2 separate regions of the Homo sapiens genome follow, and region 2 is linked to region 1. Evidence: read pairs that join two places in POLR2A ChIA-PET (ENCODE). Cell type or tissue: OCI-LY7. All regions are shown on one strand. Links, peaks and the distances in the headings refer to the core of each region. The heading gives the core; the rest is flanking DNA. Region 1 overlaps ARID5B (AT-rich interaction domain 5B). Region 2 has its middle 84 kb from the start of LINC02621.

The links. Peaks named below come from ENCODE experiments on the same cell type or tissue, not always from the same donor. Only the 100,000 strongest peaks of a DNase experiment are listed, where the experiment ranks them.
Region 2: POLR2A ChIA-PET joins it to region 1 with 5 read pairs; 7 of 35 experiments call an interaction of 5 or more read pairs at or near these places.

Annotation. Positions count from the first base shown.
Region 1 is chr10:62,015,717-62,024,031 of GRCh38, forward strand. The region is part of intron 4 of ARID5B (AT-rich interaction domain 5B); the gene reads left to right. Among named protein-coding and RNA genes, the nearest start is that of ARID5B, 120 kb to the left of the region's middle. In OCI-LY7, for the core only: a CTCF peak has its summit at 2,553; DNase peaks (open chromatin) are centred at 1,349 and 4,904; H3K4me3 peaks cover 4,149 bases; H3K27ac peaks cover 3,481 bases.
Region 2 is chr10:62,171,189-62,179,535 of GRCh38, forward strand. No RefSeq gene overlaps it. Among named protein-coding and RNA genes, the nearest start is that of LINC02621, 84 kb to the right of the region's middle. In OCI-LY7, for the core only: no CTCF peak of the experiment used is centred there; no DNase peak of the experiment used is centred there.

The DNA of each region.
Region 1 (8,315 bases), core at 316-8,315:
GGGTTCAAGAGATTCTCCCACCTCAGCCTCCTGAGTAGCTGGGACTACAGGTGCCCACCACCATACCCAGCTAATTTTTGTATTTTCAATAGAGATGGGGTTTCGCTACAGTGGCCAGGCTGGTCTTGAACTCCGACCTCAGGTGATCCGCCCACCTTGGCCTCCCAAAGTGCTGGGATTACAGGCATGAGCCACCGTACCTGGCCTAACAGTGTGAATTTAAACACTGTTATTCACTTCAGCCTTATCTGGCATATGTGGAGCACTTGCCGTAGGTGAATTGTTCGACTAAGACTCAGAGGATGGTGGAGTTTGTGCCTTTAGGAGATTCAGCATTGCGGCTAAGGTTCCATCACTGTACGTAGCTGGCTCTATTCTCATAGGTCAGTGTGCTGTTTGCAGCCTACTGTCCATAAGGCAAACTACAACCCACGGGCCATGTGCAGCGCTCAGCCTGTTACAGAGTTTTATTGGCACACTGCCACACTCATACGCTTACATCTTATCTATGGCTGTTTTTGTGCTATGACAGCTGACTTGAGTATGGCTCACAAAGCTGAAAATACCAACACTCTGACCCTGTACAGAAAAATGTATTGACCTCTGATATAGACCAATGAGGTTCATTAAATTTTAAGACATCATTTCTAAGATACACCATTTTTATATGTGCCACATTGCATATACAATAAAAAGCACTGCTGATTAACAACTGTAAAATGCCATCAATTGAGATGCCACCAATTCTGGAGATATTGAAATTTGAACCAAACAGTGTATCTTACAATTGAAATTTAATACTTTTCAAAGTGATGTTTGAGATTGAGAGGCATTAAAATAAAACCCTGTAAATACGGATTGTCTTAAAGACAATTTTACCCTGCCCATAAGTCAACCAGTCTGTTGCTCCCCACGAAACCTATACTAACAGACCATGTGATAGGACCCAGTGAATTAGAAAAGCACTGGCTTCTTGGCATCTGTCTTCCCAAAGACTGTTGCTAATAATGAGTGGAAGAAATATTTTGGCATTGTCCTCTGATACTATTTTCAACTCCTGTTAGTATAAATATTTGGGGTGTTTCAGTACAGTGGGTTGTGTGGCAGTAAAATTGTTAGTTCTTTTATCTTAGGGCTGGCATATTTGAACAGTATGCCTGTTCTTAAAATGTGTTATGAGGCTATGTACAAAAGGCTTTGTAGTAGTTTGGAATGGGAGGCTTCTCAGATGTTGCTTATGGTTAGATTCTTACTAGTCTGAAAAATATGCTAATTATATACTAGCCTCTGAGCAGAGAGAGTGAACTCAATATTACAATTTTAAACTTCCTCAAAACAAAAACAGGACACCACGTAAGGGGAAGTAGTGATTAATGCATAAACAGTATGTGCCTCGTATGTGTACACAAATTGTCCCTTATGTCTACATACGTTTGTATATTCATATAAACTGCCCAGACAGCAAACATATTTGAAAAAATAAGCCATGACTTTGGGAGGCCAAGGTGGGTGGATCACCTGAGGTCAGGAGTTGAAGACCAGCCTGGCCAACATGGTGAAACCCTGTCTCTACTAAAAATGCAAAAATTAGCCAGGTGTGGTGACATGCCCCGTAATCCTAGCTACTGAGGAGGCTGAGGTGGGAGAATTGCTTGAATCTGGGCATCGGAGACTGCAGTGAGCCAAGATCACGTCATTGCACTCCAGCCTGGGCAACAGAGCGAGACCCCGTCTCGAAAAAAAAAATAAGTCATGGTATTTTGTTTTGTTCTGCTTTTTTTTTTTTCTTCAAAAATAGAAATTTAGGAATTCTGAGTCAGGCCACATATTATTTGGCTAATTCAGCTGCAGAGTAAGTTATTAATGACCCCCAGATGTTGTTTATAGTGATTGGAAATGTTTGGTTGTGAAATAATATTTTCTTTTTTGTGTGTGCAAGTGATATTTCTTAATATGCTCTACAGCATCTGAATAAAAGTTTGATGGCAGAACAGTTTGCATGTCCAATGTAATTGCTTCTAAGTGAGCTCTTCATTCTTCACATTTTTAGCTCTAATTGCTTTTTTTCCCATATGTCTAAAAATAAATATTTGCAAGTTTTGTGTTCTGCTACTCATTGTAATACATAAAATATTTGTACACTGAGCAAAATTCACTGATAATGTTCACAGTGGGCTATTTAGAGAAAGTAAGGTTTGTGTGTAGAGGAGATAAAATACATTTTTATTATTCAATAGTATAAATGCCAGAGAAAGCCATTTATCTTACTTTGAAAGAATATTTTTAAAGAAGTGGCCAGATATTTGACCTCTGAGATGATTTAAATAGATTCAGTTGGAAGAAAAGATCCAGTGTCAAAAATAATCGGGTTTTCTATATAATAGATATTTTAAATGATCTCTGCAAGGTGGCAATTAATTTTTTATTATCAGGGACAGAGGCCCCACTATGTAGATTATCTAAGTCCCTGACTTCCTGGGCAGACCTCCTCTCCCTTCGTTTGAGTTTATTCCAGCTCATTAGCACCTCCATCCGAAGGTTGGCAGAGAAAAGGAGAGGAAGAAAAAATGAAATCACTTCTGCTGCTCTTAATGGCCCTTGGAAAGAATGGATCATGAATGAAACAGAAACCAGTGGGAAAGATAAGCCATTGGATTTTCTGTGTTTTCTTTTATCCTTGCCTTCCTTCGTCACCACAGATAATCAATAGTTGGCTTAAAGACTTTTAAATGAACTGCACATTGGAAGGCTTTGTAGTTGTAATACCAATATCATTATTATCTTTACGTTTCCAAAGACTGGGTGGGTGCCAGAGAGGTAAATATTGCCCGGTCTCCATGTTGGCATGAGACGCGTTCCTGACCTTTTTTTTTTTTTTTCAAACCTGCCCCTCCCCCGCCCCCACCACTGTCGTCTTTTATGCACAGAAGGTAATTTTTTGTGGGTGTTCAGATACAAACATCTGCTTGACCACCCTGTCTTGTGATTATGTCTTATGATCCTGACCTGGTGATATTTTGCATTAATGAAAGTTGGCTGGTTTGGTCTTCCCCATCATATTTACTTCTTAATGTGTTGCTATATTTACAGTTCACCAAGAACAATCTGTGACAAAGATCTGCTTTTATCAGGACAGCTGCCAGATTCATACCACATCTCCAGGTTCTGTTAGACATCACAGTAAAGTAATTCTTTACTGCTTGCTTTACTTGAGCCATCTTTCTAATGTGTATTCTTGAAAGTATCCTGGCTGTATGAATCTCAAATTTCAGTCCCTTTTTTAGACCACCATGCAGCCCAGAGGTTTGGAGCTTTGTCTTGGAAGCTCCTTCCATCAATCAGAATACCAAATTTACATTGTTAGGTTCCCTGGAGGTGTTGGAGCTCTGGATTCAGCAATTATTGTGAATAAGAACCTTGCAGCTAGGGTGAGTGCCAACATTCCAAGTGCTAGCACAATGGAAAAGAGAAGTGGTTTATGTTAGAATATGGTCACATTCTTCTGATTAAACCCACTCAAAAAAGACAACATTGTAATATTTTCCAATGACTGTTTATCATGAATTACGTCAGCCTTCGTTTAAATTGCTATTATTTCTCCTTAATGCTTCTTGGTGCCTGCATAATTTACGGCACTGGCAGCCTCGGGACTATGAAATAACCTTTCACAACCACCGTACAATAGTGAAGAACATGGCGTTTTTGTTGTTAATTATTATAGGACTCCTTTAACTTTTACAAAGTGACATAAAATATTGTTGAGGCATTTATGATTCAAGCTACTTTTACATGGATCTATTTTGCTTCTGGCTAGTTCTTAACTAAAGCAATCATTTGTGGTTATTAGGCCGCCGGAGATATTATGTCAGAACTGGTTTAAGAGTATTATTATGTATCCCATGTCATACACTACATGTCAGCACTTGAGGCTGTCTTTCAATAAAAACAAATGTAATTTTAGTTTGTGCTCTTTTAGGGATTGGCCATTTATAAGCCAACCTGAGTTCATTCGAAGGTGTCCCAACCATTTAGGAGCTTGTTTCAGCCTTCCATCATACACTTTTAGTCTCTTTCCTGTGGATTTAAGACCTTTCCAAAACAAACTTTGGCAAAGGTTTAATTCAGAGTGAAGATTTGCTCCTAGGGAGCCACAGAATTAGCAAGGACTGGTTAATCGCCCAGGGCTGAGCTCGTTCTGATTCCCACATTTTGTGGGTTTTCTTACAGATTTCCTAGGCAGTGAGTCTTCTAATTGTGACCCTCCTAACTGTGACCCTCTGAAGAGAAGCGAGTCTCAGCCCATAGAAGACCCTGCCTTACATTCAAAGAGGCTACCCTAACTTTCTGGCGAGGAGTCTTGAGTAGAAGGGAGGTGGAAACAAAAAAGGATGGGAACATGTTTGAGTTTCCACAAAGCTACACTTCCAAGCAAACTTTGAATTAATATGTCACTCCCCTGGGTTCCAAATACTATGCATATTTTCCAGTCCTTGCTTATTTAAAGCAAGAAAGGAAGGGCGTGCCAGAAAGTTTTACAAAGAATGAAAACACATTAATGACTCATGTGAACAATTACTGATTTTCTTAACATATAATTTCTTAATTACTGTCAACCAAAATAATTTGCATGATAATATTTTTCCTCCCCTCCCCCATCTGTGTTTAAAAGGCATAAAATAATGATCAAAGAGTCTGTTTGATCAATAGTCGGGAAATTTAACTCCTTAATTCTTAGTGGATTGATGGGACTTTGACATCGGATATTCTTCAGAATAATCACCTCCAACACAATGGGCAAAATGAGCTCTCCAGTAAAACAAACAGCTTTGAAAAGAGCTCAGGGGCATTTTCTTTAGCTTGAATTCAAGGAGGAAATTGTGACTTTTATGAAACTTGCATAAATTTACATGTATCCTGTCAGAGTTTTAAAATTAGACAACATGCCTGAATGCCCTGGAAATGAGTCTGCCATCCAGATTTAGAGTGCTTTTAGCTTTTTTAATTAAAGACATTTCACAAGCCAACGCCAGAGAAGAGAATTAAGCATTACATAAGAACATAGCAAAGTTTGAGATTTAATGGGTGAATATTACGAACTTATAAAGGAGATAAAAAGTGTGAAAGGAGCGGTTATTGGGAGTTTTCTACATTTTGTTAAGTGTAAAAAATGGAAAAAATGAAAAGGCCAAGCTGCCATTTGCTGTAGCCCTCGTTCTGGAACTGGTTCAAAGCTCACAGAACTGACTGTGGGACTGTGATGCTTGTTAATGAGCATTTGTGGCAGTGCACTGGGATCATGGGTTTGTCACATGAATATATATATATATATATATATATATATATATATATATATCTCAGAAGATAGAAGACAAAAGTTGTTGCTGCAGTGTGATTGTGAGAAACACAAAACAATCATCCTGAAGACTGCATTTACATAGAGCTCAGTGCCAAGTCCCACAAATACTCACTCTGGATTCTTTAATAACTGCTGATACATAGTTATCGAAAATTGTTTTTAGCTGCACATGCTATACCATTTAAAAAACTTAGACTAAATACTGTCAGCTCTTGTTTGCTTTCCTAGCATGTTATTCATTTATTGAGAAATTTGGAATGTAAAACATCTGGGAATAACTTGGTGTGTGCAAAGGCATCTTTAAAATGTGTATATTTCAGAACTTCTTTGGAGTATTTATTTAGAAATATGGGAAAATTCTGTAAACATGTTCTGGAATATATGTAGCATTTGAATATGAAAGAGGAAGTTGGCATAATTGAAAACCTAAATTCATCTTCTATAAATATTACTCTGTCAGAGGAATGGGTTTCTGAAATTAGAGAATCCAGATTATGGTCAGCGATATTTACCAAGAAGTATCTCCTTTTGCCCTGGACAGAATGTGTGAACCAGAAACATCCATTCTGGCCCTTTCTGGGGTGTAATGTGGTCGTGTGACAATAACTTGGTTTTTTCTACAACAATGTTTATGTCTAAATAAAGAAGTTAATTTATTTCAGCGTTTCAAGGCATGAGTTGGAGCTGTGCAAACCCAATTGCTTAGAGTACAACCACTGTGGTGTTAATAGCTCCCTGGTTTGGTTCAACAGTTAGTCCATATATTTTATAGCCGGGTCTTTAAGAAACCAGTGCCATCACCACAATCATAGCAACTGGGAGATGACACAACATGGAAAGGAGTCAGAGAGGAGAATTTGTTAATGATTTATCAATTTTCTCCTTTTGGGAAAAGTAAATGTAATACCGAATATCACATAACTGTTTTTACTTCTTCTAAATTTCACATTTTGTAACCATTTTAGTAGCTTTAAGCCCTGGCACTGTCCCCCTGTCCCATGTTCTCTTCTTTACTGAACTACAATTCATATAAGTGGAGCTCATACAATGAAGTTTGCCCATATAGTCCAGTGGGCTGGACTGGATAAACTCTAACGTCCTCCAAACACCACTTTCTGGAGATTGCAAAACCCATGTGAGCAATGAGGTTCTCTAGATGGTGTGCGGATTTCCAGTTAAGGGGCACTCTTACTGTAACCACTGTGGCCATGCCATCCTTTGGAAAACCTTACCCATTTACTTGTGTCTCACAGCTGCCCTCCTTTTTGATCCTGATAGAAGCAGGAGGAAGATAAGGGGGAAGGTCCCTGGAGAATCTCCCACTGACCTGTGCACTGGGAGGATGGGGTGGAGCCTTGGGAATTTCACACCTTTCGCAGGAAAGAGGAGCTGGCCCTCTCCTGTTCCTGGGTGGTAACCTGGGATTCAGTCGGTGAGGTAGAGAGCTTGTTAACAAGACTCCATCTCACTTTGCTGTGTTGCTTTTCCTTTTTCCTTTTTGCACAACAAATTCCACTCACCCTTCTATGTGTCCACAAGCCTAGTCCTTCCTGGTCATGTGACAGGAACCCAGTTTTTTTCTACAACAATCCCTCATTTGTGACACTGGCTGTGGATTTCCTATCATTAGAGGGAGATCATCAAAGGAATATTAAAATTAATGTGCTTTCCTTGAGATATTCCCTGGGTCTTGTCTTGTAAAAAACTGAAATGACAGAAAAGAACTGGAAGCAAAATGTAAATTGAAAACAAACCAAAAAAAATCTCCTCATTGTGAACGATTCACAGAGCTCTCCTTTAACTGGAGTACAAGGTTAAATTTGCTCATTGATCAGGGCAGCAGAACCCGTGGTGCCCGTGTTAACGAACTTCCCATCTGTTTTCTTACGAGTTTTGATAAGGTCTTTAGTCAATGCTGGAAACAAGTCAAAGAAACATATCTCTGTGTTTGTCTCTTTGCCCTGCTTGGACTTTCCACACACTGGAGCAAGTCTCCAGCCCCTTTCCCAATACCTAGTGGATGTGGCAGATGATCAGTCATTCAGAGAAGACTGTTTCACACCCCTTACTATGAACAATTCTTATCTGTTCATTAAAGTAACACTTCTCTGTGGACGTGCTTGGTTAGCAAATAGCTGAATGTCTGAAAGTAACAAAATGCTTACTAGAATATTCATCAACTCAGACTTCTTGTGCATTTGCTCCTTAGATTTAGGGCAAGGCACTCTTCCCCATATTGCCTCCTTTGGCCATCATCATTCATAGTATATTAACTGAGTGGGCCTGAAAGAAGTATTGTTATCTTGAGAGCTCCATGTATTTGCATGTATGACACAGAATCCTTTTGAGTCTTCTCACACCAACTGAACCAAATCCTATATTTATGCACATGTGAGCAGGTCACTGCCACATTTTGAGTCATATTCTTGTACCAGAAGAATAAAGTACTGCAGAGCTGAAGGATTTGGTCAGTGAAAGGTTGATTTGGAAAGTGGAAGAGGATAAGGAATTTAAAGCAGACTGTCAAGTCAGAAACAACAGACTCTTGGTGAGATTAGGAAAGAAAAAAGGAAGTGGGGGAATACATAGCTGCAACCTTGATTTAAAAGACAAGTAGCGATGTGATATTAATCAAGCAAAAGGAAGCCTTACTTATAAAATGAGTAAGAATGGCACTTTTTAAGAGAGCTATTTCTGATCTCCAAATCAAGCCACAAATATTTATTGAATAGTGACTGTTCTGCCCTGAACTGTGCCCTAGGCACATTGAAGGACACAGACTGTTTGGGAGACTAAGTAAAGTAGTCGTTATGATCAGGGTCACATACGTGTAGATAAAGTGGTGTTCCCTTTGAGTCTTGGATACCGATAGGCTTCTGTATCCACACAAAGATATGGAAAACTCTGATTTAAGTGCCTGCCCCCTCTGCAGCTTCACTTTCAAGCCTTGATTTCCCTA
Region 2 (8,347 bases), core at 157-8,156, 160 kb after region 1:
GCCTTTTTATCATCAGTGCAAATGTCAACATAATGAAGAATGCAAGTGACTTTTTTTTTTTTTTTGATACGGAGTCTCGCTCTGTCGCCCAGGTTGGGGTGCAGTGCCGCGATCTCCACTCACCGCAAGCTCCGCCTCCCGGGTTCACACCACTCTCCTGCCTCAGACTCCTGAGTAGCTGGGACTACAGGTGCCTGCCACCATGCCCGGATAATTTTTTGTATTTTTTAGTAGAGACGGGGTTTCAGCGTGTTAGCCAGGATGGTCTCGATCTCCTGACCTCGTGATCCACCCGCCTCGGCCTCCCAATCTTTTTAGTGCTTTTATAAAAATAGTTTTGCCCTCTCAGATCATCCAAAGGTGTCAGAGACACACCCCTTACCTGCCCCTACCACCAGAGATTTGTGGACCACGCTTTGATAACCACTGTTATATGCCAACCTGCTAAACATGGATTCACATTAACTGAAATCACTGAGCAATTTAGAGCAATTTATTATTTTGGTATATTATCTTCTTGACAAAAAAAGGAAATATACATCCATATTAAGTGGGAAAACATCACATTTTAAAAACGATAAATTATAACTTTTTAGTAATCAGTTCTAGGGGAGAATTAAAACACTCAGACTGGTAAAGTTGGTTAAAAAAAAAGCAAACAAACGAAAACAACCCTCAGAGCTGGTGGAGTTCAATGTTATACCCAGTGGAAGACTATTTAGAACAATAAATGCCGTGGTTTCTGTTTGATGGATTACTTTGCAGGAACTGAGAGGGCCATGCAATGAGCCATGTGGTATGGCAATTTTCCAAATCACATAAAATTAAAAATGCAAGGAAATCCTTAATGCTTAAGTTACCACAAACAGGTTTGTGAATTAAAACAATAACAATAAAAGCAATAACACAAAACTAAATTTTCAGAGGAGGCAGTTACCACATATAGTACTGATTTGTCATCACCAGTATAAACTTACTAACACTCAGAGATCCAGGGCTAAGGAAAGAGGAGTTTAATCCAAACTCAACCATTTACTAGCTGTGTAACCACGAGCAAGTGTCAGTATACCTGTTAGGTCTCAGTTTTCACATGTGTAAGATAGGAGTAACAGTCCATCCTCGTAGTATTGTTATATTACATGACCTGATGTATTTAAAGTGTTGAAAAGTACGTGGTACAGAGTAGACAGTAAAAATGTTCCTGTGAAAGTTTTAGGAGGTAGGTAGTAACACAATAGAGAAACCGCAAAGCTTATCTAACAAGATGGCCTTTACTGTACACCCTAAAGAAACCACTAAAACAACAGAGTTGGATCTTAAAAAGGCAATAAGGGTGATACATGAAATAATTTTAAAAGCCTAGTTAATCCAGAAAAAGGCAGAAAAAGAAGAACAATGAACTGATGGGACAAATAGAAAACAGCAAGATGATAGATTTAAACCTAATCACATCAATAATCACATTAAACATAAATGATCTAAACAGCTCAATTAAAAAGCAGAGACTGTCATATTAAAAAACAAGACCTTAGCTGTATAATGCCTACAAAAAACTTGCATTAAATACAAAGAACAAATGGGGTTAAATGTAAAAGGATGAAAAGAGATAACCATGGTATTACATGGAAAAGAAAGAAAAAGAAAGCTGGAGAGGCTATGTTAGTATCAGAGGAAGTAGTTCAGAGCAAAGAATAGTGCCAGGGAGAAAGAAGGTCATTTCATGATGATGAAGAGATTGGTCCATCAGGAGAACATAAAAATCCTAAATACTAATGAACTAGTAACAGATTTTCAAAAGACATTAAGTAAAAACAGATAGAACTGCAAGGAAAAATAAATCTATAATTCGAGGTGATTTTAATGCCTCTCTCTCAATAATAAACAGGTAGATAAAATTCAGTAGGTATATAGAAGACTTGAACAACACAATCTGTCAACTGAATTTAATTGATACTTAAAGAACACTCCACCTAATAACAGCAAATTAGACATTTTTTTCAAGTGCACATGAAATATTTACAAGGACAACCACGTTCTGGGCCATAAAACAGATCTGAATATTTTGAAAAGAATTCAAGCCACAGATAGTATGTTTTCTAACACAACAGTATTAAATTAGAAATCAATACCGGGAAGATCTTTAGAAAATCTACAAATATTTAGAAATTAAATAACACTCTTCTAAATAACTCATGATAAAAGAAGGGATGAAAGAAATTTTTCTTGATTTGCATTTCTCTGATGGCCAGTGATGATGAGCATTTTTCATGTGTCTTTTGGCTTCATAAATGTCTTCTTTTGAGAAGTGTCTGTTCATATGCTTTGCCCACTTTTTGATGGGGTTGTTTGTTTCTTGTAAATTTGTTTGAGTTCATTGTAGATTCTGGATATTAGCCCTTTGTCAGATGAGTAGATTGCAAAAATTTTCTCCCATTCTGTAGGTTGCCTGTTCACTCTGATGGTAGTTTCTTTTGCTGTGCAGAAGCTCTTTAGTTTAATTAGATCCCATTTGTCAATTTTGGCTTTTGTTGCCATTGCTTAACCCAAATGTCCAACAATGATAGACTGCATTAAGAAAATGTGGCACATATACACCATGGAATACTATGCAGCCATACAAAATGATGAGTTCATGTCCTTTGTAGGGACATGGATGAAGCTGGAAACCATCATTCTCAGCAAACTATCGCAAGGACAAAAAAACCAAACACCGCATGTTCTCACTCATAGGTGGGAATTGAACAATAAGAACACATGGACACAGGAAGGGGAACATCACACACTGGGGCCTGTTTTGGGGTGGGGTGAGCGGGGAGGGATAGCATTAGGAGATATACCTAATGTTAAATGACGAGTTAATGGGTGCAGCTCATCAACATGGCACATGTATACATATGTAACAAACCTGCACGTTGTGCACATGTACTCTAAAACTTAAAGTATAATGAAAAAAAAAAAGAAATTGGTTTTTTTTTTTTCACCATGGAGTGTCGCTCTGATGCCAGGCTGAAGTGCAGTGGCACAATCTCGGCTCACTGCCACCTCCGCCTCCTGGGTTCAAGTGATTCTCCTGCCTCAGCCTCCCAAGTAGCTAGGACTACAGGCTTGTGCCACCATGCCAAGCTAATTTTTGTATTTTTAGTAGAGACGGAGTTTCACCATGTTGGCCAGGATGGTCTCAATGTCTTGACCTCGTGATCTGCCCACCTAAGCCTCCTAAAGTGCTGGGATTGCCACCACGCCTGGCCGAAAGGAAAATTTAAAAGTGTTTTGAGGATACGTGCGGTGGCTCACGCCTGTAATCCCAGCACTTTAGGAGGCTGAGGTGAGTGGATCACTTGAGGTCAGGAGTTCAAGGCCAGCCTGGTCGACATGATGACTCCCCACCTCTACTAAAAATACAAAAATTAGCTGGGCGTGGTGGCATGTGCCTGTAATTCCAGCTACTCAGGAGGCCGAGGCAGGAGAATCGCTTGACCCTGGGAGGCAGAGGTTGCAGTGAGCCGAGATTGTGCCACTGCACTCCAGCCTGCGTGACAGAGTGAGATTCCATCTCAAAAAAACAAACAAAAAAACCCCAAAATGTGTTTTGAATGGAATAAAAATGAAAACACAGAGGAATAAAATTCGTAGGATGATGCTAAAGTTGAACACAGGAGAGAACTGATGCACTAAGTGCCTGTAGTAGGTAAGAAGAGCAGTCTCAAATCAGCTTCCATCTTAAAAAACTAGAAAACATAAAACAAATGAAATCCAATGTATACAGAAGAGAAAGCATAGAAAGCAAGTAGAAATCTGCGAACTTGAAAACAAAGAAATAAAGAAAGTTGATAAAATCAAAACTGATATTTTAGATCAATAAAATTAATAAACCTCTAGCCAGAATAGTCAGGAAAAAAATGAGAAGAAATTACCAATATAAGGATAGAGAGGTGACACTACAATAGTGTCTACAGATATTAAAAAGGTAATAAAGGAATATTACAAACAATGTTATGCTAGTAAATTTGAAAACCCAGAAGAGATGTATAAATTCCTTGGAAGATACAAACGGCTAAAGATTTCTCAAGAATAAATAGATAAACTAAATAGCTCTACACCTATTAAAGGAATTAAATTTTTTGTTTAAACTTTCAAAGAAAGAAAAATTCAGGCCCAGATGGCTTTACTAATGAATGCTATCAAACATTTAAAGAGAAAATAATACCAAGTTTAGGCAAGCTCTTCCAGGAAATTGAAGAGGATGAAATATTTTGCAACTCATTCTTTGAGGTCAGCATTAGCCTGATTCTGAAATCTGACAAAAACATACAAGAAAAGAAACTACAAACTCAAATCCCTCGTGAACATGTAAGCAAAAACGCTGAATAAAATTTTAGCAAATTGATTGTACCAATATATAGAAAGGATAATGATGAAGTGGTCATTTATCCCATGAATATAAGTTTAACTTTTTAAAATCACCATATATAAGTCACCAATGTAATTCACTACATTAGCAAACTAAAAAAGAAAAAACGTGATTATCTCAATAGATGCAGAAAACGCCATTGACAAAATATAACACTATTCCTGATAAAAATTCTCAGCAATCTAGGAATGCAAGAGAATTCCTTAACCTAATAAAGAACATCTATGAAAGATCTATAGATAACATCTCACTTAGTGATGAAGAACTGGATGTTCCTGCTAAGGTCAGAAATAATACAAGAATTTCTGCTCTCACCACTTCTATTCAGCATTATAGTGGAAGTTTTAATTAGTGCAGTAAGGCAAGAAAAAGAAAAAAAATAAATTCAGATTGCAATGAAAAAAAGTAAAACTGTATTTAGAGATGACATAATCATCTATGTTAAAATCCAATGGATTCCATAAAAAACCTATTGGGACTAATAAGTGAGCTTAGCAAGGTTGCATGATACAAGATTAATATACAAATATCTACTGCATTTCTATATGTTGGCAATGAAAGAAGATATTGAATTCAAAAATATGATTTACAATAGCACCACAAAAATGAACTAGTTAGGAATAAATTTGACAAATGATGTGCAAGATCTGTACCCTAATAACTATAAAATATTTCTGAGAGAAATTAAGGAAGACTTAAACAAATGGAAAAATATCCTGTGTTCCTTGGCCAGATGACAGTTAAGATATCAGTTTTGGCTGGGAATGGTGGCTCATGCCTGTAATCCCAGTAATTTGTGAGGCTGAGGCAGGAGGATCACTTGAGCCCAGAAGTTCGAGACCAGCCTGGGCAACACAGTGAGACCCCATCACTACAAAAAACCAAAAACTTAGCTAGGCGTGGTGGTGCATGCCTGTAGTCCCAGAGACTTGGGAGGTTAAGGAGGGAGGAAAACTTGAGACCAGGAGGTCAAGGCTGCAGTGAGCTGTGATTGTGTACTGCACCCCAGCCTGGGTTACAGAGTAAGACCCTGTCACAAAAAAAGAAAAAAAAAATGTAACTTTTCCCAAATGAATCTATAGATTAAATATAATCCCAGTCAAAATGACAGCAGGAGTTTTGTAGAAATCAACAAGACAATTCTAAAATTCATATGGAAATGCAAAGAATCTCAAATAGCCAAAACAATTTTGAAAAATGATAAAGTTTTAGAAACAATAACCTGGTTTTAACACTTATCAGAAAGCTGAAGTAATTAAGACAATGTAGTATTGGTGTAAAGATAGAACAACAAATCAATGGAACAAAATAGGGAGTGTCTGAATAAAAAAATTGCTCACAAATACATGAACAATTAACTCTACAAACTCTACAACTGTAAAGGCAATTCAGTGAAGAGAAAGTAGTCTTTTAAATAAAGGGTGCTAGAGTAATTGGATATTCATATGCAAAAAAATTAATCGATATATCACACCATATACAAAATAAACTATAAAACAGATCGCAGACCAAAACTGTACAATTTTTGGAAGTAAAAAATGTATGAGAAATATCAGTGACACTGGGTTAGGCAAACACTTCTTAGACATGACAACAAAAACATGGTTCGTAAAATAATAAAATAAAAACCAAGATTCTGATAAATCTGATCTCATCAGAATTAAAAGCACTGGTCAGAGAGTGAACAAATAAGCGAAAGTCTGGGAGGAAATACTTGCAAACCACATATCTGATAAAGGACATGAATCCAAAGTACACAAGTAACTTCTGAAACATAATGAGAAGAAAAAATCTAATTTTAAATGAGCAAAAGATTTGAACAGATATATAACCAAAGAAGATATACCGATGGGAAGAATGCACATGAAAAGATGTTCTACATATTTAATCACAAGGAAAATGGAAACTGAAACCTTTAGAAGATACTACTATCTACCAATTAGAATGGCTAAAATAAAAAAGTTGGCTACCACTATACATATATAGTGAAATTTTACATAAATGGATAATGGATGGTAGGAGCCAGGTGTTTCACTGTTCCAGTGAGAGGTTACAGATGATCAAGGGGAGGGGGCTAGACTGATCTTTGTGGTCACGGTTTAGAGTTGAAGACATCAGTTTAAACTCATGTTTAGCTTAATATAGATAGAAGTATTTATAGATATGAATATATACATTCATATATACACATATATTTTCTTCTGTCTGCAGAGGCTAGAAGCAATGAAATCCCAGTAAAAATGAGCACACTAAACTACAAGATCTTGGTTTCTAATACCATTCTTGAAATAAAATAAACTAGGGCTCTTTGGAGAAATGGCTGGTTCTAGGATTGGGGGAGGAAATATACAGGAGGAGCCTGGAGTATTTTGTTTTACCAAAAAGAAAAGAAGTGCTCAAATAAAAACACATTGATGGAGGCATGTCAAAGGAACAGAGGAGCCAACTGAAAGCTCCCACCAGCCTGACATGGTGTTTGTCAGCTTCTTCTATTCTGAAGCTACTGGGTTTTTTTCCTACCTTTTCATACTGTACTCTTTGAAAGGAAGTCACCAAGTGAAGCACTGGCTTAAGAAGTGAAGTTATGCTTCACCTCCTTGATAGTAGAGAATCTGCATATTTTGAATTCTTCTTTCCTATTATTTACCTATTCAACAATTTATATCAGTATGGATAAAAAATAGTTTTTTACATTCTGTGTTATCATCCAATAATACTTTATTTTGTTGCTCAAGTGTTTCCAGCTTTGGTTATTGAGGGTATTTTTTGGAGCAACAAGATATTCCAGGCTCATCATGTGCTGTCCCTATCCCAGAACCAGAATCAGTCAAGGATCTCTGGTTCCTTTTACTGGAGAATAGTATTTAGAACCAAGATCTGGGGGCTCAGTATGTTTATGGCTACTGGTATGTCATTATTTCTAGGCCTTCTCGATGGACAGAGCTAGGATAGATATGTAAAAAAAAAAATTAGCCCATAGTGATACTTCCAACTGTAACCCAACACTACAGTGTATGTTCTAGTCTTCCCCTTTCCATACATGCAAGTTCCATTACCAACAGTAAGAAACCTGGCTTCCACTATTCTCAATATATATACTCATTTATCAAGTCTAGATTGCACAAAAGATTGTTTCAGAGTTGCTAGTCCAGTCATTGCTATGGAATACAACAATGCAGCACTTAGAGATAAGGAGTTCACTTTCTGTAACAGAGGCAGTAGAGAAAGAAAGTTAAGAGCATAGCTGTGGAGTCAGAATTTGAATCTGTCATTTTCAAAGTGTTTGACTTTGGGCAAGTTACGTTGCCCCTCAAGTATCAGTTTCCTCATCTATAAAATGGGAATAATGATGATATCGACTTCACTGGGTTGTTGTGAAGATGAAATCGTCTATTGTATGGTGGCTGCTATATTTTGGATATTTGTTCCTCCAAATCTTATGTTGAAATTTGATCCCCAATGTTGGAGGCGGGCTTAATGGGAGGTGTTTGGGTCATGGGGGTGGGTCCCTCATGAATAGATTAATGTCCTCACCCCAGGGGTGTGTGAGTGAGTTCTGGCTTTATTAGTTCCTGCCAGAGATGGTTTTTTTTTTGTTTGTTTGTTTGTTTTTTTGTTTTTTGTTTTTTTTTTGAGATGGAGTCTTGCTGTGTCGCCCAGGCTGGAGTGCAGTGGCACTATCTCCACTCACTGCTACCTCCACCTCCCGGGTTCAAGCAGTTCTCCTGCCTCAGCCTCCCGAGTAGCTGGGATTACAGGTGCATGCCACCACGCCCTACTAATTTTTGTATTTTTAGTAGAGACGGGGTTTCACCATGTTGGCCATGATGGTCTCAATCTCCTTATCTTGTGATCCACCCGCCTCAGCCTCCCAAAGTGCTGGGATTACAGGCTTGAGCCACTGTGCCCAGCCCTTCCCACCTTGCACCTCCCCCA